Linked DNA regions of Homo sapiens: region 1 is linked to region 2. A link is a contact called in ENCODE Hi-C or POLR2A ChIA-PET data. All regions are on one chromosome and are shown on one strand. Each heading gives the region's core, a stretch centred on a gene start or an enhancer-like site at or near the end of the contact. The rest is flanking DNA. Distances are from core to core; before and after follow the strand shown. Region 1 holds the start of RGS10 (regulator of G protein signaling 10). Region 2 has its middle 35 kb from the start of BAG3.

Region 1 (5,261 bases), core at 1,424-3,923, 140 kb before region 2:
TTTCTCACTAGGCTTCTTCTTTTCACACGGCTGGGTGGTGATGACCAGTCAGGCAAGAACTTATGTTATTTTCCATAATGGGGAAAGACCCTACACCTACAATTCCAAAGAAAATCAGGCTATTGGAGTGGAGGCATCCAGTACCAATCCATGATGTTTAGTGGCTGATCTTCCTTCCTTCCTTCCTTTTTTCTTCCTTCCTCCCTTCCTTCCTTCTTTCCTTTTCTTTGGATCTCACTCTGTCACCCAGGGTGAAGTGCAGTGGCACGATCTAAGCTCACTGTAGCCTCAACCTCCCAGGCTCAAGCCATCCTCTCACTTCAGCCGTCTAAGGAGCTGGGACTACAGGCACGCATCACCATGCCTGGCTAATTTTTTAATTTTTTTGTAGAGACGGGGTTTTGCCATGTTTCCCAGGCTTATCTGGAACTCCTGGGCTCAAGCAATCCTCCTGCCTCAGCCTCCCAAAGTGCTGGGATCACAGGTGTGAGCCACTGAGCCCGGCCTGAGACCGACCTTTCTGTCAGTGATGTAACCACATTTTATGAGGTTTAAAATTTGTTGCCCTGAAATAATTTGTTCCCTAAAACTGCCTTCAGCCTTTTTGGGGTGCAACCTGGCTACACGCAAAATCACCCCAAATCCATGTATCTCCCAGGATACAATGGTTCTATCTGTCAGTCTTCAACCCAAAAGCAATCTAAAGTAATAAGTAACGCGTACAGGGCTATTCATAGCAGCTCTATTTATAACAGGCAAAAGGGAGAAAAGCTACTAATTATTACACTTTTATTATGTGCCACACATTGTACTAGGGGCTTCATATGGTTTTGAGTATTTAATCCCATAACCCTATGAAACCCACTTTGCAGGTGGAGAAAGGTGCTGGAACATCAGCTCTCCTGAGTCAAAATGAAGCCTTCATTTTTAGCTTTGTTGATTTTCATGATGTAAATATCCCATCATAACTACTTTCAAGCTACCTATGGTTTACAACCAGTTTCCAAACTTTTTGAATATTTGGCAACTGGCTCTTGCAAGCCAGTTTGAGCCAGCTCCAGCACATCACTGAAACGGAGGCACAGAGAGATCAAGTAATTTGCCCAGTGTTGCTGAATGACAGAGTCAAGGTTAGAACCAAGAGTTTAATTCGAGTCCAGGCTCTGAGCAGCGCTCCACAGGCCTGTGCCAACCATAGAGACTGGTTAACATTAACACCCACAAGGGAATTCTTTGACTCACATGCAACACAAAAAGGTTTACATGACCACTAACGCTAACGGAGCACTTAGTACTTGCCGGGCAACAATGTAAGATCATTACAACAACCCTATGAAATCCTACATATTAAATACAATAATTTGCAAAACCTGATGGATGGAAGACAGGTTCCAATTAAGTACTTTAAAAGGCGAGTAGCTACTGTTATTCCCACTGTGCAGAACCTCATTCTGCAGAAAGGTCCCACGGCTGGTGAATATGGCGAAGGTGAGATTCGGATCCAGCCAGTCTGGTCCCAGTCTCTAAACCACAATGTCCCTCATAAAATACCAGGAGCAGAAAGGAAATGCACCAACGCGTTGGGACTCTGAGCGCCAAGCAGAAGTGAATCTTGGCGTGGGAAGCCCGGCAAAGCCCCCGAACTTCAGAGTCAGGGGAACCTGGGTTTGAAAGCCTCCCCATCACCTGCGGAGTGTGACTGGGGCAAGTTACCTAACAGCGCCTGGCTTCCGCTCCCTCCTCACTCACCGGGTTGTCCTAGGGGTGAAGGGAGAGTTCACCCAACGCGGTGGACAAAGCCCTTGGCGCACCCAAAGGCCTGCACAGGTCGTAGCTATTGTGATGAGCAAAAGGGTGGAAGGACCGGAATCAAGGGCACGGCTCCACCTTCACCGTGGGGTCTTTGGCCTATCAAGTTGCCCGAGATCGTGGCTCAGGCTGGCCCAAAGTGACGGCCAAGGCGAATCCTTCGTAACGTCAGAACTTCGCTGGCTCGGACCGCAGAAGTGCCCTTCTCCATCCTGGGGTTCCGCCACCCTCGCGATCCCACCTTTTGGCTCCTCGCGGCAGAAGCGAAGGCCCCCGACGCCCCAGGCCCAGGGGCCCAGTCGGATGCCCGGGTCCAGCCGTGCTCCCCCGGGCGCTCGGCATCCTTCCACCCACGCCCGCAGCGGAGGCGGAGAGCGTCACGGAGGGAGAAGCCCGCGCGCCGTTCCGCTTTCGGAATCTGGAGCCCCATGTCACCTCCAAAGTTTGGAGATTTGGGGCGCTCCTTTTTCTCCCAGACCATCACTAAAAAGAAAACTGCGGCTGTTCCTCTTTCAGCCAAACTTCCTCCCCGGGGCTCCCGGAGGAGCTCTGCGCTCCCGTCGCGGCTGGGACCGCGAAGGTGCGGTACCCAGCGGGGAGAGGTGGTGCGGTCGGCCGGGGCTCCAGTCTGGGAGGTACCACCGAGCCGCGCCCGAGCACAAGAGGGAGGGCAGGAGGCCGGGCGGGCGAAACGGCGCCCCGACCCCGAGCCCGCGGGCCCCCGAAGCCGCTTACCTGACGGCGGCCGCTTCCTGCTCAGCCGGCTCACGGCGCGGTTGAACATCGCCGCGGGCGCCCGAGGAGGAAGAAGGAGCAGCCCGGCGGCGCGGCGGCTGAGCCGGAGGAAGGCGAGGAGGAGGAGGAGGGCGAGGAGGAGGAGGAGGAGGGCAAGGAGGAGGAGCGGGCTCAGCACCGCCCCGGAGCTCTAGGTCCCCGCCCGCCGCCCTCCTCCTAGCCAGGCGCCGCGTGGCGCGCTCAGTGCGCCCTGCCCGCCCCCGCTGGTGAGGACTCGCGGTTCCGCTCCGGGGTGCCCGGGCGGGGCAGGGCAGGGCAGCCCCGGGTGACCCCCGATCGCCCAGAGTGTGCCCCGCGCCTGGGATAAGGTGCACTGGCCCAGAGGGAGCCCGCGCCGCCGGGAACTTAGTAGCCCCGCGGAGGCGGTTAGCGCGTCCCGGGGTCCCTGGCCCTCGCCTGAGATGCCGCCCCGGCCCGCCCCGCCCAGCTTCAAGCTCCCGGGCCCATCGCGGTCTCCCGCCTTCTCCCTGTAGCCCCGGAGAAACTGGCACGGCGCCGCGGGCGCACCGCGCTTCGGGGCTCTCAGCGAGCCTTCGCAGGTGGCGGGCGGGGTCCCCTCCCGGGTCACAGGCTGGGAAGCCTAGGCCTCGCGGTTCTGCAGAGTCCGGGCGCGGCCCAGCCTGTGGCCTTTGCCTCCTCGTCACCAGGATCCCCGCCTGCTGGGGCCTGGCTGCTCCTCGACTTCGTGGGCGCTGCGCCTTCCCGCCCCGCGAATGCGGGTGGGGCGTCCCCAGGGCCCGTGCGCTGAGCTAGCCGAGCCGCCGCGGGTGGGCGCCCTCTCCCCGGCCGTGCCGCGCGGGCGCCAGGACTCGGGGAGATCTGAGAGGATTCTGCAGGAACCCCCCGGTTCCTGCGCCGGGCGGTGCTCTGTCCCGCACACCGCGCTCTCGGGACACTTCTCTAACTTTGGGGACACGTGGGCACTGCCTCTGGCAGGGCCTTCAGGCTCCACGACCGGGACCACTCAAGCCCCCACGGCGTCACCTGCTGGGCGCTGCGCGCTCTACGGTCTCCTATTATTTCATTTCTTCTATGGAGCAGCCCCAGAGGGGATGTCATTAGCCCCCATTTTCTTGAACATTTGGTTTGCAAGAAATTGTCTTTCTGGCGAGTTTTATTTTTCTCCTTGTGTATCTGGCTTTGTCTCTAAATTGGTCTTTATTTTTAGCTGTACTAATTGCTATTTTTCCAAACCGTTCCCCAGTCGCCCTCCCCCCATCCCCCCGTCCTTTTGCAGTTTTTTTCACTACTTGGCACTTTCTTTTGTATCTTCTATTCTGAGCTTCCAGTTCTGCTCACTTTCCCTCTCCCTCTACCCACCCCACAGCCCCAGTTGCACCCCAAGTGTGGCCGGTGGTTGCTTGTTGTTTCCCTCCCCGCTATTCCCCCTCCAAAAGTCGTTTTCCTCCGAGCATTTCCAAGCACTCTCCCCCTTCTGCTGCCAAAAGAGGATTTCCAGGCTCCTGAAGCGAACGCGGTGACCAAGAACAGGGTTAGACCCAGCGCGGGGAGTTCTGCTTTTAAAACTGCTGTTGTTGGCCTACTCCGGGCCCAGACAAACTTCCATCTCATTGTAATGGGATCAAGCTGTGATACTTAACTATAGGCAAGAGTTTCACCTTTCGTAAGAGCGGGATTTTAAATGCTGGCAGAGTCCTGGATCCAAGTGAGGTCACTGCGTTCTTAAAACAATAAGGGAATTGGTGCAACGCACTCACCCAGAAAACTTCCCCGAGACCAAATTACAAGTAATCCTAAGACAGGAAATAAGCACACTGGCACACAGGGGTAAAAGTTAGGCACAGCAGCTCAGTGTTTTGCTAGTTGCCAAGTCCACCCTAGCGTGTCCTGAAAAACACTGGTGTGGCTTAAGACATGCTATGAATCCCTCCTGAGCTAAGAACCCCAGGCATCTCTTAAATAAAGGGAAAATATAACAGCCTTAAATCACTTTTACTGTCCTGTTAGCACATCAGAGAGTAAGTACAAAAATTAAGATGCATAGTTAGGGCCAGGCGCTGTGGCTCACGTCTGTAATCCCAGCACTTTGGGAGGCAGAGGCAGGCGGATTACCTGAGGTCAGGAGTTCAAGACCAGCCTGGCTAACATGGTGAAGCCCCATCTGTACTAAAAATACAAAAATTAGCCAGGCCTGGTGGCAGGTGCCTGTAATCCCAGCTACTCAGGAGGCTGACACAGAAGAATCACTTGAGCCTGGGAGGAGGAGGTTGCAGTGAGCCAAGATCTGAAGGAGGAGGTTGCAGTGAGCTGAGATCTCACCACTGCACTCCAGCCTGGGCCACAGAGCAAGACTCTGTCTCCAAAAAAAGGAAAAAAAGGCCGGGTGCGGTGGTTCACACCTGTAATCCCAGCACTTTGGGAGGCCAAGGCGGGCGGATCACCTGAGGTCGGGAGTTCGAGACCAGCCTGACGAACATGGTGAAACCTCATCTCTACTAAAAATACAAAATTAGCCAGGCGCGGTGGCAGGCATCTGTAATCCCAGCTACTCAGGAGGCTGAGGCAGGAGAATCGCTTGAACCCGGGAGGCAGAGTTTGCAGTGAACTGAGATCGAGCCATTGCACTCCAGCCTGGGTGACTGAGCAAGACTCCATCTCAAAAAAAAAAAAAAAAAAAATGCATGGTTAACGTTTAA
Region 2 (5,472 bases), core at 2,285-4,784:
TTAAAGAACTGGAAAGGGCCAGGCACGGTGGCTCACACCTGTAATCCCAGCACTTTGGGAGGCTGAGGCGGGTGGATCACCTGAGGTCAGGAGTTCGACACCAGCCTGACCAACATGGAGAAACCCCGTCTCTACTAAAAATACAAAAATTAGCCAGGCCTGGTGGCGCATGCCTATAACCCCAGCTACTCGGGAGGCTGAGGCAGGAGAATCACTTGAACCTGCGAGATGGCGGTTGCTGTGAGCTGAGATTTTGCCATTGCACTCCAGCCTGGGGGACAAGAGGAAAAATCCATCTCAAAAACAAACAAACAAACAAACAACAAAAAAAAACTGGAAGGTTGGCATGCATTTGACTTCACATTCTGAAGCAACATCCTGACAGTCAGCCACATGTACTTCAAAGAATACCATGTTGGAATACTTTTCAGAGAGGGAATGAAAGAAAAGCTTGATCTTTTTGCAAGGCCCATACCACGTGGCTGAGAAGTCAACCATGACAAATTTATCACCTGCAGCCTCCAAGCCTTCCTGAAAAGCAACCTTGCTCTCAATTTGCTTCACCATCTTGGCTGCTAGGGTCTGAGGAGCAGCTGTAAGAACCGATGGAAACGGATCCAAAAGTGCCGGATCGAGCTTGGAGCTCTGGTACCCTCTTTCTCCTGAATGCCAAACTTATCTATGCCTACAGGGCACACAGAAAGGTGAGCATTCAGCTGATATCCTCTAGGAACCTGGAATTCAAATCCTGGGGTCCCCTCAGGGATCCCCCAGCACTGAGTCAGCTCTATCCCAGCACAAGCCTTCCACAAGGTGCGATCCCACAGTTCACAGAGGCCAGCCAGGTGGAGGATTGACAGAGCCAAGCTGTCACAAGTTGGATGTAGTCTGGGGGCAGAGCCAGGGACTGATGCTTGGCCCCACGCAGCAATTGTCATGTGGGGCATTGGTCCAGCGTTACAAGAGATTTCCAATTTTCCAGAAAGACCAGAAATTTGTTCCTGTGAAATCTCTCAATTTTTAATTTTTTTTTTTAAGATGGAATTTCACTCTTATTGCCCAGGTTGGAGTGCAGTGGCGCAATCTCTGCTCACAGCAACCTCCACCTCCCTGGTTCAAGTGATTCTCCCATCTTAACCTCCCAAGTAGCTGGGATTACAGGCACCCGACACCATGCCCGGCTAATGTTTGTAATTTTAGTAGAGACCAGGTTTCACCACGTTGCCCAGGCTGGTGTCGAACTCCTGACCTCAGATGATCTGCCTGCCTTGGCCTCCCAATGTGCCGGGATTGCAGGTGTGAGCCCCAGCCTGACAATGAAATTTTCCCATCAAGAGGTATTAAGGGAGGGACAGGCTTCATGAACCCTTTAAAAAAATGTTTATGTCACTTTTCACTCAGGGCAATGAGTGCTTACTTGCCCTACATTTTCATAACCAAAAGAGTACACACAAGACTCTTGTCTAAATGTGACTGTTCTCAGCCAACTCTGTCCACCCTCTGACACTGAAGTAGCTGACATAATTTAAAAATGTCTCCCAAAAGGTGCCCAGTTTCATTAACATTTTTTGGAGATAATTTTGACTAATTATTGGGTCACAAATTTCCTTCAGACAAAAAAAGACAAAAAGGCCCATTATCCCAAATATATACCTTTCAAACCCTTAGGATTTAAAAATACTAAAAACATGGTAACTTCTCCATGTTTGTTTTTTGTTCCTTATATTTCACTCTAACGATCAAGATACAAGAAAATACATAGAGGCGATCGATAGCTACCCTGATTTGATCCTATGCATTTATACATGTATCAAAATATCTTCAGGATAAGAACAACTATAATATATCAATAGAAATTTAAAAATTAAAGAAATTAACAAAAGAGTCTGTGCATGGTGGCTCACGCCGGTAATCTCAGCACTTTGGGAGGCCAAGGCAGGTGGATCACTTGAGGCCAGGAGTTTGAGACCAACCTGGACAACATGGCGAAACCCCGTCTCTACCAAAAATACAAAAAAAATTAGCCGGGCGTCATGGCGCATGCCTGTAATCCCGGCTACTTGGGGGGCTGAGGCTGGAGAATAGCTTGAACCCAGGAAGCAGAGGTTGCAGTGAGCCGAGATCACGCCACTGCACTGCAGCCTGGGCAACATAGACTCTGTCTAAAAAAAAAAAAAAGTAAGAAATTAACAAACAAAAGAAAATATATTGTTTAAAAATAAAATTACATTTCATAATTATTGCACGAACAGATTTAAGGATAAAGTTTCCAGTTAGAATGAAAGAGAGAAGGCATGTGTTTACAAACAAGCACGAGGCCCAAGAATAACTTACTGATTAGTATAAAATGTAAATGGTTGATTTTGCACAAATGCGATTTTTCTTTCTTTCTTTTTTATTTTTTTGTGGTCCACTGGAATGAGAAACTCAAAATCTTTCTTTAGAGCTAAGGCTTTTTTCTTCAATCGACTTCCTCAGGTTGAAAGGAGTTAAGGCTTTACCAAAGCAATTTGAAGGTTTGAAATCTCCAGGGAGATTGATTTATGAGTACAGTACACGTTAAGGCTACCTCTGACCTTGGCAGATTGTGGCTGTTAAATTAGGCCCTGGAGTCCTGAGACAGGGGCTCTTCATCTTAGCCTCCTAGCCTCCTTAGTATCTCACTGTGTGTCAGCAATTCCATGAATCCCATTGGATTCATGAAATTTCATTCATGGAATTGGATTCCTACTCATGGAATTTAATGTAATTCCATTGGATTCATGGAATTCCACTTCAGTTCTGTGATTCTCAGTAATATTTCTTTCTTTTTTTTTTTTTTTTTTTTTTTTGAGACAAGGTTCCTCTCTGTCACCCAGTCTGGAGTGCAGTGGCACGACTTAAGCTCACTGCAACCTCCGTTGGCCTCCCTGGCTCAAGCAATTCTCTTGCCTCAGCTTCCCCAGTAGTTGGGCACCACCATGCCCGGCTACTTTTCGCATTTTTCGGTAGAGAGGGGGGTTTCGCCATTTTGGCCAGGCCGGCCTCGAACTCCTGACCTCAGGTGATCCTCCCACCTCGGCCTCCCAAAGTGCTGGGATTACAGGCGTGAGCCACCGTGCCTGGCCAGTTCTGTGATTCTTTGGAGTGCCATGGCGCCATCTCGGCTCACTGCACCTCCGCCTCCCGGGTTCAAGCGATTCTCCTGCCTCAGCCTCCTGAGTAGCTGGTATACAGGTGTGTGCCACGACGTCAAGCTGATTTTTGTTATTTTACCTGAGACGGGGTTTCACCATATTGGCCAGGCTGGTCTCAAACTCCTGGCCTCAAGTGATCCACCTGCCTCGGCCTCCCAAAGTGCTGGGGCTACAGGTGTGAGCCACCACACCAGGCCTCAGGTCTGAGGTTCCTAATTCAGGACTCACCCGCACTAATTGAAACCTGAGGTGAGGGATTTCTCCTCGCTGACCAGTAGGGGGCGCGTCGTGACTGCGCCTTCTGCTTTCACTCCCCGCGCAGGGAAATCCTGTCCTGCTCTCTCAGGGAGCAGTTCCTGACGGTGGGCTCCATTTTATAATAGAATGACTCACCTGAAGAATCACTTCTTTCATTATTTCGTATTCCTCACAATACCAGTGACACACAAAGGCTTTATTTGAAAAACCAAGTAAAGGAAACGAGCACAGGATGTCTGTGCTGGTCTGGTCGGCGTTTATCTCAGCTGGTGAGAACGCAGCCACGCCTCTGTTCACACTGTCATTCCTCCAATAAATAAGATATCCCTGTTTTCTAAAGTCAGGGAGATTTATGAGTCAGAAGTAATCGGATCCACAATCTGATTAGAATTCTATCCTCATAACGGGAGCTGACCGCATCCGCATCCATTTGTGGTCCGGCCCAGTCACCACTTGGTTGGTGTTCTAGCACTATAAGCCAGACTGTGGGGTGGGGGAAGGTGAGTGCTCCCCGCACTTTAATGCCGGGCTTATTTTTCCCTAAGGACCAGGATCGAAATAATGTTAACAGGAAAAACATGCTTCCTCGTATGAGACTGCAGTATTTCACCTTGTATGAGAAAGGAAAAATGAAGGGTGAGACCTGCTTGTTTCTTACATAACTAGGGAGAAATCCATCCCCCCTCTCACCCCGTAGCTCTTCCTGGTGGCAGTAATGATCAGAACCGGGAGTACCCAACTTCTTTCATGCTTGGGGGACTAGAGCTGCCCCCTCCATGCAGAATGGGCAAAGTAAGGGCAGAGGAGATCCATTAGCATCACAATAGGCCTAAAGCCTGCATTTGAAAGCTTCAAGAAAAGACTGAGAGGCAATCTCTTGCTGTTTCCCCTAAAGGCAGATTGGCAGATCAGTCCTCCTATCCGGAGCAGCTAGAAAAGCTGGCAAAACAAACAAGACCTATCTGAAGGTGAGCCGCCAAGGGGGTGAGGATTTGAGGGTCAAGGTCCTGGAGAGAAGGGTTAGCAGAGCTTTGAATTTTGAGGCATTTGCCTATTTCATGAGGCAGAGAAGCTCCCAGCAGTCTCATGCTAAGGAAGGAAGAGCTCAAGTAGTCGCCGCCAGCTTTCAACTTCCAAAGGGCCTCACCCTTTGGAAGGAACAGGAATGAAAATAGAGAAACTCTCACAAAGACTGAAACCCAGCTTCCCATTGGCTTACCGTTTGACTGTGTTACAGGAAAGGGGTCTTGATCCAGACCACAAGAGAAGGTTCTTGGATCTGGAGCAAGAAGGAATTCAGGGTGAGTCCATAGAGTAAAGTGAAAGCAAGTTTATCAGGAAAGTAAAGGAATAAAAGAATGGCTACCCCATAGGCACAGCAGCCCCGAGGGCTGCCGGTTGCCCATTTTTATGGTTATCTCTTGATGATATGCTAAACAAAGGGTGGATTATTCATGCCTCCCCTTTTGAGACCATATAGGGTAACTTCCTGATGTTGTTATGGCATTTGTAAACTGTCATGGTGCAAGTGGAGTGTGGCAGTGATGACAACCAGAGGTCACTGTTGTCACTATCTTGGCTTTGGTGGGTTTTAGCCGGCTTCTTTACTGCAACCTGGTTTATTAGCAAGGTCTTTATGACCTGTATCTTCTGCTGACCTCCTATCTCATCCCATGACTTAGATTGCCTAACCTTCTAGGAATGCAGCCCAGCAGGTCTCAGCCTTATTTTACGCAGCCCCTACTCAAGATGGAGTTACTTTGGTTCAAACGCCTCTGATAATTGGATTAGGGCAAGCTTTCGCAACCTCAGTGCTATTGACACTGATAAATTGACATTATCAGTGGACCATCCTATGCAATGTTTAGTATTCCTGGCTTTTAACCACTGGATGCCAGTAGCACCTCTCCTTCCCCAAATTCTGACAACCAAACTTTCTCCAGACATTGCCAAATGTCCCCTGGTGGGGAAAATCACCTGTGGTTGAAAACCACTGGATTAAGGGTGCCTGCCCAGACCCCAACTGCCTTCCAGAAGC

What was found. Hi-C counts contacts between places; a loop is a spot of excess contacts on that map. ChIA-PET counts read pairs that join two places held with the same protein, here RNA polymerase II (POLR2A). Pooled maps may share reads with other maps.
Region 1: a pooled map shows a loop between it and region 2 (8-fold over the local background). The contact joins the promoter of RGS10 here to the enhancer-like site in region 2. A Hi-C loop is called at or near these places in 7 of 50 pooled maps. POLR2A ChIA-PET finds 5 or more read pairs at or near these places in 3 of 52 experiments (CD8-positive, alpha-beta memory T cell, H1 and HEK293).

The regions. Positions count from the first base shown.
Region 1 is chr10:119,540,046-119,545,306 of GRCh38, forward strand. RGS10 (regulator of G protein signaling 10) reads right to left here and starts at 2,674. Exons shown (of 5, transcript NM_001005339.2): 1 at 2,545-2,674. The coding sequence starts at 2,593. RefSeq lists silencers at 2,127-2,296, 2,347-3,086, 3,097-3,166, 3,217-3,376 and enhancers at 3,587-3,666, 3,929-4,437.
Region 2 is chr10:119,683,202-119,688,673 of GRCh38, forward strand. It overlaps the pseudogene TXNP1. Among named protein-coding and RNA genes, the nearest start is that of BAG3, 35 kb to the left of the region's middle. RefSeq lists a silencer at 506-685 and enhancers at 3,435-4,371, 4,372-5,308. Within about 2 kb of position 3,535, at least 15 of the 41 ENCODE cell types and tissues checked have a DNase peak (open chromatin) inside an H3K27ac peak, as active enhancers do.